Linked DNA regions of Homo sapiens: region 1 is linked to region 2. A link is a contact called in ENCODE Hi-C or POLR2A ChIA-PET data. All regions are on one chromosome and are shown on one strand. The core of a region is the stretch at or near the end of the contact, and the rest is flanking DNA. Distances in the headings are between cores, read along the strand shown. Region 1 holds the start of CRLF3 (cytokine receptor like factor 3). Region 2 holds the start of ABHD15 (abhydrolase domain containing 15).

Region 1 (2,700 bases), core at 90-2,589, 1.3 Mb after region 2:
AGACTCCGTCTCAAAAAAAACAGATTATATATATACATACTTATATATGTTTGTATATGTTTTATATATATATATAAAACCCAAAACATGTTGAGTCGTTAATGATGAGAATATCCAAAGACACTGTTAGCACAGCACTTTTCTACCATTTTCAGGTTATATGCAGCAAGGAAGTGCTAAGACGACCAACTAGATTAATATCAAGTATGACCCAGAGAAATTCAGATGGAATCCCACTCACTCAAAAAGCACTTATTAAGCAGTTGCGTTAATAGTACTCTGAAGATTATCCGTCCTATCGCCAATTGGCAGCGGGTTATATCTTTTTCTATATATATTCGAGGGTATAGAGAAACCATATGGCTTTCCTGTATCTTTGATAACTCTTGCCCTGTGAAACAGATAACTGCACCACTTGAAATTATATTTAGCTTTTCCTTTCAGCACTCCTCTCTTAAAATCTATTTTTCCATTTCTCTATACCTTTGTATTCCCTCTCTCAAGGAAAAGGAAATCATTTTCCTTCTGCTCTTCCAACATAGCTTCACCTTCACCTTAAATTTTAAACCTTCTAGAACAGGATTACTCTAAATGATTTTTTAAAAAGCATTCAAGATCGTATGACATATTATTCAGGCATTAACCGCATTTATTGTCAAATGCTACTGCTTCTCAATCCCTACCTCTCCCTCACTCTCGCCCCTTAGTCCTCCCCTTCCAATATCCATTTTGTCTCCACTTTCAGCTCTCCCAGGTCACTGTCCCACCTCTTCCTCAGGCTCTCTAAAATCAATGCCTCCCCGCCTACCCACCGCAGGTTTTTTACCAGTCTCCTCCTCCCCCGACTCATCACTACCCGCATGACCCCCTCGGATTCTGCTCTGGTCCCTCACTCTCCCAAACTTCGGAGGCCACCGCTACTCCCATCGCTGCCCCACAGTTTAGTGAACGCTCCTCACACCCTCCCTCCACCCCCAAAACTTCCCCTTACGACCTCCCCAACTCCCACCTTCCCCGTTCCCAGACTCCATTAGGTCTCCTTTCAAATGAATGCCTCTTCCCTACTCCAGAGTTTTCGGACAGTCCCACCCCTCAAAGCCCTCCCAGCCTTCGCCCGGCATCCGCGCCACCCCCGGGCCCACAGCGCCCCTGTGGGTGTGGCCCTCCGACCTGCCTCCGCGCCTCACGCAGCCCCTCAAGCCGGTGACCCAGCTCCCGCCGGTAGCTCTGCGCTGCCTCCACGTTCTCGCGGGCCTCCTGCAACAGCAGCTCAGGCTCCAGCTCCATCGCCCCCCTCATCTGGCCGCGCGGCCGGCGAAACCTAGCGCGGGTTCCCGACTGCACCGGGCGCCTCCAAGCGGCCCGGCGCGGCCTCGCGCAGGCGGAAGCACCGCCCAGCCCCGCCGCCCCATGCCCCACGACGACCTTGATTGACGGGCGCACGGCGGCGCCTCGCGCGGGTGGCGTCCGGGTCCCAGCGCCGCCCGCCCCGCGGCTCACCCCGCCTCTTCCGTGCTGCGGCACAGCGCCGCTGGTTGGGCCTCCTTGGGAAACGTGCTGAGGCCTGGCAAGGTTGATAACCCGCACCTTGCCAAGTGCTTCTCACAGCTCATCGCATTCTTGCCTGACCTTCAGCCCTACCTGTATCTCCATTGCTCAGATGAGGAAATTGAGGGATAAAGGGGGGAATCGGCCGGGCGCGGTGGCTCACGCCTGCAGTCCCAGCACTTTGGGAGGCCGAGGCGGGCGGATCCCTTGAGCTCTGGAGTTCGAGACCCAGCCTGGGCAACACGGCGAAACCCTCTCTCACCAAAAATACTACTACTATTACTATTACTACTACTACTACTGCTACTACTAGCAACACGTAGTGGAGCACGCCTGTGGTCCCAGTGGATCGCTTGAGCCCGGGGGCCGAGGCTGCAGTGAGCTGTAATGGAGCCACTGCACTCCAGCCTGGGCGACAGAGCGAGACCCTGTCTCTAAATAAAAAATACTTTTTTTTAAATTAAAAATTTTAAAAAATAGCGAATCGACTTTTCCAAGCCGCAGAATTTGAGCCCAGATCTGATGACAAAAGCCCTGGTCCTTAAGAGCAGAGCAGGCCTTAGGGGAATTTACTAAGACCCAGGTGTCAGCGGGGAGCAGTGGCTCACGCCTGTAATCCCAGCACTTTGGGAGGCCGAGACGGGTGGATCACTGAGGTCAGAAGTTCAAGAGCAGCCATGGCCAACCTGGTGAAACCTCATCTCTACTAAAAATACAAAAATTAGCCGGGTGTGGTGGTGGGCGCCTGTAATCCCAGCTACTCGAGGGCTGAGGCAGGATAATTGCTTGAACCGGGAGGCAGAGGTTGCAGTGAGCCAAGATTGTGCCACTGCACTCCAACCTGGGCAACAAAGCGAGACTCGGTCTCAAAAAACAACAACAAAACCCAGGTGTCACCACCCAGAAGCTCGTGGACGAATGGGGGATCCAAGAGAGAGGCCCAAGAGATGACCAGCAGGACAGCAATTCTGGCACAAGTCCAAGAAGGGTGTTGGCAAGTGTTATCTGTAAGGACCGTAGTGAATAAGCTGGGCTTGGGCTTGCCAGACCGGAAGGTATCTGTCACAATAGGTGTGACTGTATGTAATAAAACCTTATGGGCAGGGCATGGTGGCTCACACCAGTAATCTTGGGAAGCTAAGGCAGGAGGAT
Region 2 (2,808 bases), core at 23-2,522:
AAATGTCAGGTATCTCTGCTGTCGTGGGCCAGGTGCTCAGATTGCTAGGATACAGCAGGGGGTGCCGAGATGAGGCAAGGGGCCGGGTTAGGAGTCCCTGCTCTAGCACAGCGATACTAGCTGAGTCCATCGATGACCTTTAAACCCGCTTCCCCGGTTCTGTCTAGATTACAGGGTTTGGAAGGCTTTGGAAGATGTGTTCAGAGAACTTTGCCCAAACTGGCCCACGCCTGTTCCAATGCTATGCATAGCTGTTTCTGATTCTTAGCCAGCTCAGGCCCTCTATTCTTTCCATGCTGGTCTGCGGCCTCCGTTACCCACCTGCTGAGGGCGATCTTCTGGTGGAGCAGAAAGCCCCGCTCGTAGGGCCAGGGCAGGCCGGCCTCGAACCACTCTCGGCAGCGCAGCACGGGCGAGATGCAGGCGGCGCCTGTCACGTAGCTGGAGGAGCCGCACTCGCCCAGGTAGGACAGGAGCAGCGCCGAGCCCGAGCCTTCGCTCACCGCGAACAGCGGCGCCGCCGGGTGTCGGAAGCGGATGTATGTGACCGCCTCCTTGAGGTCGGACGGGTCCCCGAAAGGCTGCAGCCGGGGGCTGACCAGTGGGCAACCGTGGTGGCCGCGGCGATGGAAGATGACCGGGTAGTAGCCGCGCTCCAGGGCGAGCAAGCAAAGGCCGAGCACGTTGCGGGTGAGGCGACCCCACGCATTGGGGATCACCAGAAGCACCGCAGGAAGGCCCCCGGCGCTGGTGATCCGGCGGCCCCGAACACAAGGTCCTACCACCCAGTCCAGGGCCACTAGCCCATCGTCCGCCAACTGCAGGTACTCCCGGGCCAGCTCAGGCCCAGGCGCTACGGGCAGGACGAAGTGGCAGAGGGTCTGCAGGTGGGGCCCGGAGAACCAGGAGCGCGGGCCGGCCTCCAGCGCCTCTGAGCGCCGCAGGGCGCGCAGCAGGCACTGGGCCAGGGCCGACGGCTTGCAAACAAGGCTGCACCCTCCCGGCAGTGGCTCGCGCCCGTCGCTGAACTGGTCCGCCGGGCCTCCGCCGTCCGCCTCCTCCCCGTCGTCTCGGTCTTGGGCCCCCGGCAGGGTCCTCTCTCCGACGGCGCGCCCCCAGGGTCCCCGGAGCCGCGGGCCGAGCAGGCCGAGAAGGGCGAGCACGGCCAAGATGAGCGCGAGGGCGGCGCCCCACGGCGGCATGGCGAAGCTGGAGAGCCCCGGCGGGCAGCGGGCGGCGGGGCCGTCTACTCGGCGAGCTCCGCGCTTTGCCCGCGGCTCCGCCCGCCGGCGGCGGCTGCCCAGGGCCCTCCCGCGCGGGCGCGCTCTGGATTGGCCGTGGCCGGGCAGAGGCAGCCAGTTCGGGCCCGGCTGCCCTCGCCCGCCCCCCACCCCCGCCCCGGCCCTTTGTACAGCAATTGCAACAAGTGGGAGCAGAGGGTGAGAGGAGCCGGGGCCACCAGGGAGGGAGGGCGCGCCGGCAGCCGGAAGGGAGTGGGGAGGGCACGAGCCGGGGAGAGCGGTGTTGGCCATGGAGACGTGGGGAGACTGGAGGCCGAGGCTTGGGGACCCGACTGTCATCAGGGTCTTCCGCCAGACCCTGGGCGCTGCGCCCTCAGAGGCCGATGAAAAGAAGCAGAAGGGAGAGGTGAGTAAGTCGCAGCTCCGGGCGCCGGCTCCCGGGACCCCGTGGGGCGGCGGCCGCGCGCGCGCTCTGCCCTCGGGCGGCCCTGCTCTCCCCCGCCCGGCCCCGCAACCCCGCAATAACTTGGCTGGGCGGGGTCCGGCACTGGGCTAGAGAGGTCGAGCGCGGCGTCTTGAGCCGCTGGCGGGAGGCTGCTGCTTCCCCGCCTGCATCAGTGCGGGTCCCGTGGACTCCTCGCCCCCGTCCCCGCGAGCTCGGGGCTCCACATCAAGGAAATCCTCAGCCCGGGAGTGGCTTCCCCAGAAACAGCAGCCCCAAGCCTCCGAGAGTCAGTCGGAGAAAAGGACACACTCAGGCGCCCTGCGACAGGGATGCCCGTCCGACCTACAAGGAACGCCTCGTAAACCGGGGTGCATGGGAGACCACGGAAATAACACGTTCTCGCTGTTTCCAAGCTTTGGGATAGGCATCTCGACCCTCGCTCTCTACCCACGTTTCCCCCCCAAATCCTGGAGAGGGAACCAGAACCAGCGCCCCGCTGCGGGGCGGGCCGGCCAGCGCACCTCCTGGGGGTGAGGCCTGTGGCGTCCCCATCTCGCGGCGACCAATCTCTTTCTAGACGCGCGCCTGCCACCGCTGGGCGACGGCGGAGGTGGGGAAGACAGCAGCCTCTCGGCTAGCTCCGGCCTCCCGGGGCTTCTGGGTTTGGAGAGTTTGGGGAGCGGAGACACCTCCCGAGGCTCCTCCGCGTTGGACCCTATTTGCGAGGGCGGGAGCGGGGTGGGCCGACGGCGAAGCTCCAGAGGTGGGACCCTCTCCCTTCAGCAGCTCTTCCTGACTTCATGATTCTGCCCCTCTTCTCATTGCAGGTCACACCGACAAATCTGAAGCGGGTTTGCCAGGGGAGTGTACCCGTCTCCCCAGCCTGGGCCACCCGGTCCACAGGGATTCCATTTCCGGCCTTACACTCCGCTCCACGATCTCATCCAGGCGCTGCAGCTGTGCAGCTGCTCTACAGACTGCAGGGACCTGCTGAGACGAATCCCCGGACGAGGAAAGGGGCCCCCCGCCTGCCCTACTGAGCCTTGCGCGCTGACCCGGTTCCTACACTTAACTTTTCCGGCTTCGGGTTTAAGACGCGTGCGCGCACACTCCGCTGCTGTG

The links. Hi-C counts contacts between places; a loop is a spot of excess contacts on that map. ChIA-PET counts read pairs that join two places held with the same protein, here RNA polymerase II (POLR2A). Pooled maps may share reads with other maps.
Region 1: a loop to region 2 is called in a map of CD8-positive, alpha-beta T cell, with 11 times the contacts of the local background. The contact joins the promoter of CRLF3 here to the promoter of ABHD15 in region 2. A Hi-C loop is called at or near these places in 1 of 168 maps with a recorded cell type or tissue (CD8-positive, alpha-beta T cell), 2 of 37 single-sample maps with no recorded cell type and 6 of 50 pooled maps. POLR2A ChIA-PET finds 5 or more read pairs at or near these places in 1 of 52 experiments (T-cell).

Annotation. Positions count from the first base shown.
Region 1 is chr17:30,823,353-30,826,052 of GRCh38, forward strand. It overlaps CRLF3 (cytokine receptor like factor 3), which reads right to left and starts at 1,340. Exons shown (of 8, transcript NM_015986.4): 1 at 1,171-1,340. The coding sequence starts at 1,299. RefSeq lists a silencer at 1,252-1,631 and an enhancer at 1,339-1,633.
Region 2 is chr17:29,565,765-29,568,572 of GRCh38, forward strand. ABHD15 (abhydrolase domain containing 15) reads right to left here and starts at 1,273. Exons shown (of 2, transcript NM_198147.3): 1 at 322-1,273. The coding sequence starts at 1,202. It also overlaps a transcript of TP53I13 not described here. RefSeq lists enhancers at 214-323, 2,344-2,393 and silencers at 844-1,463, 1,554-1,813.